Linked DNA regions of Mus musculus: region 2 is linked to region 1. A link is a loop called in an ENCODE intact Hi-C map of the cell type or tissue named here. Cell type or tissue: heart. All regions are shown on one strand. Links, peaks and the distances in the headings refer to the core of each region. The heading gives the core; the rest is flanking DNA. Region 1 has its middle 5.0 kb from the start of Sipa1l2. Region 2 overlaps Disc1 (disrupted in schizophrenia 1).

Region 1 (4,395 bases), core at 255-4,254:
GCTGGCTGGAGGTGTGGGAAGGAAGAAGATAATGCTGAGAGAATAGAGGAGGTGTTCAATGACTAAAAGGTGATGACCAGCTCTGTGGAGGAGAGAGGACAGGAATCGTGCTGGAGGCTGGGACACAGGATGGGCCAGACCAAGACATAAGGCTTCTCTTGGGACTGCAGGGAACCCTTGAGGGATCTGAAACAAGGCGTAGTGATTGATCCCATGAGGGAGGGCATGCAAGAGCACAAGGGAGCAGAGGGATTGGAAGAGATCCAGCAGGAGACAAGACATACAGACAGTGAAATGGACAGACAACTTCTGCTGCTTTCCAGGTCACATAGGATAGTGTGGGGGCAGAATTGGACCAGAAACACAGATGGGCACATGAGAACACAGAAGGCCTGACTGAGGGCTGGAGGAGAGCAAGAGGGCAGAGAGCAGGGGAGAAGTCTGGTGGCCATGCCAGATGAATTGGTAGCCTGTTCCTGAAGCAGGAACTGCAGCAGACAGAGCCTAGTGAGGTCTCAAGTTAGCAGGGGTTTGGAAACAGTCGATGTGAGATATTCTTGTGGATCTAGAGAGTCACCGGCTGGTGATAGTTCCTTTCTGGATCATGGAGGCCAGAGAAAGAAGGCACCCCAGGAGGGACTGGCAGCCACAGTGTGGCATATCATCACAACATCTATCCCGGATGCTTAGCGAACACAGTCTGGGGGAGGGGAGGGAGCTTGATAGACTGGGTGTCCACCATTGAGCCACAGACAAAATCCGTGATTCACTTGAGGGGAGAGTGTTGGATGCTTCCCTGTGGTGGCTGCCACAAGCCCCTTGCTTAGTCATTCCTTACCATTTTTGGAAATAAGGAAGTAAAATGTTGTTGCTGTCAGGTTTCTTTTTTCTTTTCTTTTCTTTTTCTTCCTTCTTTCTTTCTTTCTTTCTTTTTTTTTTTTTTTTTTGGCTGATTCTCTGATTTCAGTTTCTGGGAACATTGGGGTCAGGAGGACCAAGGTCCTTTGGCTTTGTTTTATGTTTCCTTCTCTTTCTGGGAGGTTCTTGTTCTGTTTCTAAACTCAGGGCAATCCTCTTGTCTCAAGCTCCTGAGAGCGGAGATTACCTGCATGAGCCACCACGCCTGGCTCCCTTCTCTCTAATTGCACACTGGCTTTGAGACATGAACTCTCTCAACAACAAAAGCATGTTCATGTATCCAGTCTTCAGGTTTGTGGCTAGAATTGGCACAGCTTGCCCTTGGCCACACTTGGTGACTCTTTGGCTGCCTTTTGCTCTTCTTGCTTTTCTGTCTCTCGCCAGCATTTTTTCCATTGAGGTCCCCACCGGAAGTAAGGAGTGTAGCTATAAGGCAGACAAGCAGATGTCAGGCGGAGGAGGCATCTCCACGTGGAACTGGGGTGCGGTAACTACCGGGACTTGACAGATATTTTATATTCCTCCTCATTTCTCCCTTGTAACTTGTAAGAATCTCCCCCAAACATCTGTTTCTTTCTGTGTTTTAAGTGTTGTAAACATTTCCACCTCTGCATTTGGATGAGACCGTGGTAGGATTCAGATCTGAAATGCCCTCAAAGGTTCATGGGTTTAAGGGTTGGTTCCCTGTGGGGCTGCGTTCAGAGGCGGGGCTCTGTGAAGACTGGAACACAAGGGTTCTGACGTCATCGGCGAATCGATCCTTCGCCTGTCTACAATTGGTGGGCTATTGCTGGAGCGTACTGGGAAATTAGAATGGGGGGTCTTTAAAGGAAGGTAGGCCCTTCAGACTGTGCTTCAAATGGGTTTCCCCCACTTCTGTGCTCCCTTTCCTCGCTAAGGTGAGCAGCTCTGCTCTATTCAAGGCAGTCCACCTTGCTGCTTTACCTCACTGCAACAGAGACAGAAGCCGGAGAGGCAAGTGAGCGTGGAGCAAATTCTCTAAATTGACTTTCTCAAGGCTTGTGTCATGGAAGCTGACAAACAAGAACTTCCCCCAGAGCAGAGACCAGACAAGAAGCAATGCACCGGCACAGTGTTTTCCCCATATTGCTTCCAACTTCTTTAAACCAAGGGCGTATTGGTTTTTTTGCCACCTGGTATTTCAGAGTGACTCAGGAATTGTCACCAAGTACTTTGAGGTGCCTAATGTAATGCTTTGCACAATGAAAATGCTTACATATTATTTTTAAAATTAAATTCATCATCACCACCATCATTTGTATCTGTGCACAGAGTATACCTAGGCACTCATGTAGAGGTCAGTGGACAACCTTTAAGTGGCTATTTTCTCCTTATACTCTGGGTCCCAAGGATCTAACTCTGGTCACTAGGCTTACACAACAGCCAACCTACATGGCCCCCGAGCTGTTTAGTATGCAAATGACAATGTTAAAATGTTCCTGAAGACCTCCGTGGTTTGCCAAATGACAGGTGGCTGTAGATTCATAGCCAGTATCAAAAAGAAATCACAGGTACAAAGTGAATACACATGTATATAAATGGATATAAATGTTTTCTTGTATCGATCTCTCAAGAATTATTGCTTGGCAGACTGCGTGTGCAGCTCCTGAACCTCACTATTGGTAGACGCCATCTAGTGGTGAGAAATAACAGCTGCTCACAGATCAGTCCAATGTACAATGCATTGTTATTGTGCAATAACAAAGTAAAAGACACTGGCTTAGTGTGTCTTAGGAACACACTTAGAGGATGAAGGTGTGACCCTGAAGTCTGCTCTGGTGTGATGTAGGAGAAGCAGCCCCCTTGTCTTCCTGCAATGCGTTCATGTGCTGTCTCTCAGTCACCAACTTCTTGCCCAGCCCCATCCTAAGTCAGGCAGTGGAAACAGTGAACATGGCTCCTGCCCTGTTTTCTGTACTCAGAGGCCTCACTCACCTCTGTCCTTGGGCCTTTATCATCCACTTTACCTATTTAGAGGAGAAACTAGAATTTTAAGATGTTACTTATGTAGCTATACACATATATAAGATGTTACTTATGTATCTAGCTACACACATATATAAGATGTTACTTATATGGCTACACACATACATAAGATGCTACTTTGTAGCTACACACACTTCCAAACTAGACTCAGTCCTCTGAGCTGAGTACCTGGGAACTTCTAAGTCCTCTGCTGACCAGACTCAGAGTGGGAGCAGTGATAGACTCTTCTGGGTTGACCTGTAGCTTCTGCTCCTCCTTCCTCCCTCCTTACACCGAGGCACCAGAAAAGAAATCATCCACCATCCTGGAAGTCTTAGAGGTTCCTGGGGTGGGCCACAGACCAACATATAGGATTCCTCATCGGTGAAACACACAGTTAAGATCAGGAAAAACTTAGTCAGATCAAAGGTACCTGTCAATAAGGTTTTGTTTTTGTTTTGTTTTTGACAGGATCTCAAGTAGTAGCCCAGGCATGCCTGCAACTAAACTATGTAGCCCAGGCTGGCCTAGAGCTTGCAGCAATCTTCCTGCCTTGGTCTCCTAAGTGCCAGGATTACAGGTGTGGGCTATCATGCCCAACTTTACCTTTAGTTTGATCACTCCATCCGATTCGTCTTTCTGGGTCTCTGTGGAGATCTAGGCTACTTTAGGTTCACGGTGACATTTTAAATATGACAGCTTTTCACAGCTTAAATCTGCTCCCTGCAGAAATGCAGCTATGTTTCCTCTTCCTGAGGGCAGCTGCCTCCTTACTTAAGGAAGACTGTCTTCTTCTGTTGTTACCAGAGTGCCCTGGGAAGAGCAGGTTTCCATGTGTGCTTACAGAGCTGAGGTTTTTACAGGTGGCATTCGTGGGCCAACTCCTGGGACAGTATATACATTATGTCATACAATGGCAATTAGCACATGGTCCTATAATACACTGTTCATTTGGTTTTCACTTCAAACGAATACAGGCCTTGCTTTGGTCAGGACTAGTGGCATATCCCAATTAGGACATCAGGCCCACACACCGAGGGCTTTACCCACTGATGATACATTTCTCCAGCCACTGAAGCCACTTCTTAAAACCCTGTTGTGGCCGGAGGGGTGGCTGAGTGGTTAAGAGCCCTGACTGCTCTTTCAGAGATCTTTACTTCAATTCCCAGCACCCACATGGCAGCTCACAGCCGTCTATAACTGTAGTCCTGTGGCATCTAATGCCCTCTTCTGGTGTGTAAATGCACATGCAGGTAAAACATCCATAAGCACAAAATACATGAATAGACATAAATAGATACATTCTTGCCAGGTGTGGTGGTGCACAACTTTACTCCCAACACTTGGGAGGCAGAGACAGACAGATCTTTGTGAATTCAAGGCCAGTGTGGTCTACACAGCAAGGTCAGGACAGCCAGAAGCGCATAGAGATACCTAGTTTCAAAACAACAATAACAACAAAAAGCAACCAACCAACCAATCAACCAAAAA
Region 2 (4,395 bases), core at 176-4,175, 460 kb after region 1:
TTAAAAGCAACAGGGGAAGATTCTCTACATCAACCAAGGGTCTCCACATGTATGAGCATGCTCATCCCTGCACACACATGCAAACGCACACATACACACATGCACACTCACACACACACACACACACACACACACAAGATTCCCTATAGCAACCTAGGGCCTCCACATGCATGAGCATACTCATCCCTGCATAAGCATGCAAACACACATATACACACATGCACATGTACACACACACATGCAAACATGAGTAATAGAGGAAGATTCCCTATGTCAACCAAAGGTCTCCATATTCATGAGCATACTCATCCATACACACACAAACATACACACATTCAAACACACATGCACACACATGCAGATATGAACAATAGAGAAAAATTCCCTATATCAACCTAAAGTCTCCACATGCATGGGCATACTTATCTCTGCATACACATACATCTGTCCACACATATGCAAACACATGTGTGTGTGTGTATGTGTGTGTGTGCATATATATGGAAAAGGTGTCTGAAGCCATGTTTGATGCTGTCCTGCCTCACATGGTCTTGGGTGTTCTCCCAGCAGGGAGTTTGGTTCAGAGCCTTCCTTGCGCTCAGCCTGCGTGTTCACACCCTGCGCACACCCTCAAGCTTCCTCCATTTCCATTTCTTCTGCCTCCGGCCTAGACAGGGCTGCCCCGCCAGGGTTCTGAGAGCTCTCCCCTTCATTCCTACACAGAGCTGACACTGCAGTTCCTGTGGCTGCAGGCGCATGAGCAGGTGCATCAAGGGCGTCAGAACACCTGCCACAGCCCGGCGTTGCACTGGGCACTCGCACACATCTTGTTACAAAGCACACCTTCCGTGGGGCATGGTGATGCTCACCTGGAGTTACAGCAGTAGGAGGCTGAGGAAGGAAGGAGGGTTGCTGTGAGTCTGAGGCTAGCTTGGGCTACATAGTTGTGGGAGGGAAGAGGAGTGGAAAGGACCTGTATTGTCCTGGCCAGTTAGTGATGGGGCAAGACTCCTGCATCATTGCCAATTCTTTAAAGTATCCATCCCGGCATTTTCAGCTAAAATTGGGCAATCTGAGCACGCCCAGAGGCATGTCAGGCTGTCACTTCAATTTTTCACACAGATGGTTTGAGACTTTTTCTTTCTTTTTCTTTTTCTAAGACAGGGTCTCTCTACATAGCTCTGACTGCTCTGGAACTCATTGGCTAGCCTCAGACAAGAGGTCTACCTCTCTCTCCATCGAGTGCTGGGGTTAAAGGCAGGTGCCACAGTGCCCAGTGTGACTTTTCTTTTTCAATTATGATCTTAACCTGAGCATGTTCAGGAATGACACTTCGGCGTGTGATAAGTACAGATTCTGCCTGCTAAATAAACCCCCATGAGTCCTTTGTTTGGGGAGACCATTGCCTGGGAAATAACTTTGTCATCTCCCCTCTGCAGGTAAGAACTCTTCCGTTCCTCTTCCTCCTCGGAGCTGACTTTGGTTTTGTGCTTGCTACAGTGATAAGCCCCTGCATCCGATTTCAGAACTCCTCGAAGGAGATGATCACTTCTAATATGCAAACTCGCAGTAGATACAGAGAGAGCCATGGATGTACACACACATATATTTCCACATCTCTTCTATCTGTTCTACTCAGAGGGCCTGGAGAACTGCCAGCCCAGACGCAAACATTATCCTCCGGGACGGAAGCAGAGCCCCCAGGCTGAGACAGCATCAAGATGAGGTGAGTCTAGATTATCTTATACCAAAACACTTAGAAAGCACTGGGAGACTGAGGCTCTGTCAATAGAACACAGGGGGCCACCTGAAGACGTTCATATATCAGATGACTTGAGCATCAGAACAGATGATAATGACAGCCCTCTTCATCCCCTTGTAGCAAAGTGAGGCCTGAGCACAGTGCTGACAGAATGCTTTGTGGTGAGAGGAAGCAGGGAACAGGTGAGCTGGTTCCCAGGGACTGTATGCTAAGACCCTCTAAGCTGTATCATTACCAAAAGGAAACGATAGCTCTGAGGTGGTGACGCCTAAAACCACAGCTTGTCAGTGATGACGGTGGATATCCAGGGTGGGACAGGACAGGCATAGGTTCTTGCAGGTCCCTGTCAGAGGAAGTGGAAGCCTCCGCTGCACCTGAGTCATCAATCAGATCAGTACAAGTTCTTCACATCCCCAAACATCCAGAGTCACAACTGCAGGCGATTGCATTGCTAAAGAGAAGGAGGAGAGGGAGGGGGAAAAGAAGGAGGAAGAAGAAGGAGGATGGGGCAGGAGTCACTGGCATTGGGAGTGAGACAGGTTCTAAGCCTGTGACACAGACTCTTCTCCAGGGACCCAAATTCTTTCCTAAAGGGCAGCAGAAGTATGTCTAAATCAACTTCATGACTTGGAAGCTACAGAGTAGTGGCCTGGGGACATATCCTTGTTTAGAGACATAGATCTTAGTCCTGGAGGGCAAGGAGGCACCATGGCTATAGCGTGCTGCCATCAAGTGGCCAAGCAAAGATCTGCAATGACTTGTGTGTTCAGTCATAGTCACAGAACGAGGGGCAAATGTGAGCTCAGCCTGTGACTTCCCTGATTTCTAAGTAAGTCATTTTCACTATGAGTTAAGCCAGCATCCTGTGCAGCCTTTTTGAAGCCTCCTCTTCCTCCCTCCTCTTTAGTGGTTGAGGAGACAGGGTTTGCTTCCCTTGTGTGATGGTTTGAATAGGCATGGCCCCCGTAGACTCATAGGTTTGAATGCTTGGTCATTAGGGAGTGGCATCATTTGATAGGGATTCGGAGGTGTGGCCTTGTTGGAGGAGATGTGTCTCTGGGAGTGGGCTTTGGGTTTCAAATGCTCAAGCCAGGCCCGGTGTCTCTCTCTGAGTCCTGCTGTATCTGGATGTAGAACTCTCAGCTCCTTCTCCAGCACCATGTCTGCCTGCATGCCACCATGCTTCCTGCCATGCTGACAATGGACTAAACCTCTGAAACCATAAGCCAGCCCCAATCAAAATGCTCTCCTTTAGATGAACTACCTTGGCCACGGGGTCTCTTCACAGCAACAGAACATTGACTAAGACACCTTGACTCTCTTTCTTTTAACCCTGTGTTGTTTGGAACGCTCTGCAACACAGTGAATATGAATTCCTGTGGTAAGCCGGGCAGTGGTGGAGCATGCCTTTGATTCCAGCACTTGGGTGGCAGAGGCAGGTAGATTTCTGAGTTTGAGGCCAGCCTGGTCTACAAAGAGAGTTCCAGGACAGCCAGGGCTATACAGAGAAACCCTGTCTCAAAAAACAAACAAAAACAACAAAAACAAAACAAAATGAATTCCTGTGGTAGATCCAGGCCAGCGTACTGAGGAATATGCTGCACACATGGGTGTCCAACAAATGCAGCTGGCCAATGATTTAACAGAAATAATGTAATAAGAAAGAGAAATAGTGTTTACACTTTGTAAATAGAGATGAATAACAAGAACAAGTGAACAAATTCGAAATTCATCAAAAAGAAAAGGTGCCCACAAGCAGTGAGAAAAACCAGACATTGAAGAAAACCTTCTGACTGGCAAAATCTCTTGCAGGTGCGAATATTACACGACAGAGGATTTCAGGACAGAAACGCCAGCCGTCACCTCACTCTACTTCAGAGCAAGAGGATTTGTTAGGTCACTGTGTTGTTAATGGTTAATCTTCTTATTGCTGTTAATTTTATGATCACAGTTAATTTTCTTGTTGCTGTGACAAAACACCTGACCCCCACACAAGGGGGGATTAATTTTAGCTCACTGGTCAAGGTGGCAGGACCTTGAGGCAGCTGGTCACATGGAGTCCACAGCCAGGAGTCATGTGGCACCCAGAGTCGGGAGGCAAAACGAGATGAATGCTGGCACTCAGCTCGCTTTCTCCTTTTCAGTGAAGTCCAAGTCCCCAGCCTGTGAAATGGTGCTTCCCATATTGAAGGCAGGTATTCCCTCCTCAGACCTCTCTGGAAACACTCTTGAAGAAACACCCAGAAATATATATGATTCAAGATCCCTTTGACAAGAAAGATTAACCATCATACACATAAATCTATTAACGTTTAACGAGGCTCATCCGCTACCCTTAGTCCATCAGTACTAAGGGCCCGCTTTACTACTGCGCTACAAAAACACCCAGAAGGACAACAAATGAACAGTCGAGCATTCGCGTAAGTATTTATGAAGCAGAAACTTTACATAAAGACATCTTGCTAAGTAGATTGGATTCCAGTTATGTATCTGCCCGTGGGATGACAGAATACATGGTATGAGCAATATTCTTAGAGACAGGTGACCAGTCTGCACCCGATGGGGCCTCTCTGGCTGCAGCCATCAACATCTTCGAGAGTCATTTTTCATCGCGTTTTACATAATAGCCAAGA

The links. Peaks named below come from ENCODE experiments on the same cell type or tissue, not always from the same donor. Only the 100,000 strongest peaks of a DNase experiment are listed, where the experiment ranks them.
Region 2: a loop joins it to region 1, with 2.6 times the contacts of the local background. A loop is called at or near these places in 7 of 42 quality-filtered maps.

Annotation. Positions count from the first base shown.
Region 1 is chr8:125,572,678-125,577,072 of GRCm38, reverse strand. No RefSeq gene overlaps it. Among named protein-coding and RNA genes, the nearest start is that of Sipa1l2, 5.0 kb to the right of the region's middle. In heart, for the core only: a CTCF peak has its summit at 2,580 (motif pointing left); no DNase peak of the experiment used is centred there; H3K27ac peaks cover 802 bases.
Region 2 is chr8:125,114,919-125,119,313 of GRCm38, reverse strand. The region is part of intron 3 of Disc1 (disrupted in schizophrenia 1); the gene reads right to left. Among named protein-coding and RNA genes, the nearest start is that of Disc1, 63 kb to the right of the region's middle. In heart, for the core only: a CTCF peak has its summit at 2,494 (motif pointing left); no DNase peak of the experiment used is centred there; H3K27ac peaks cover 722 bases.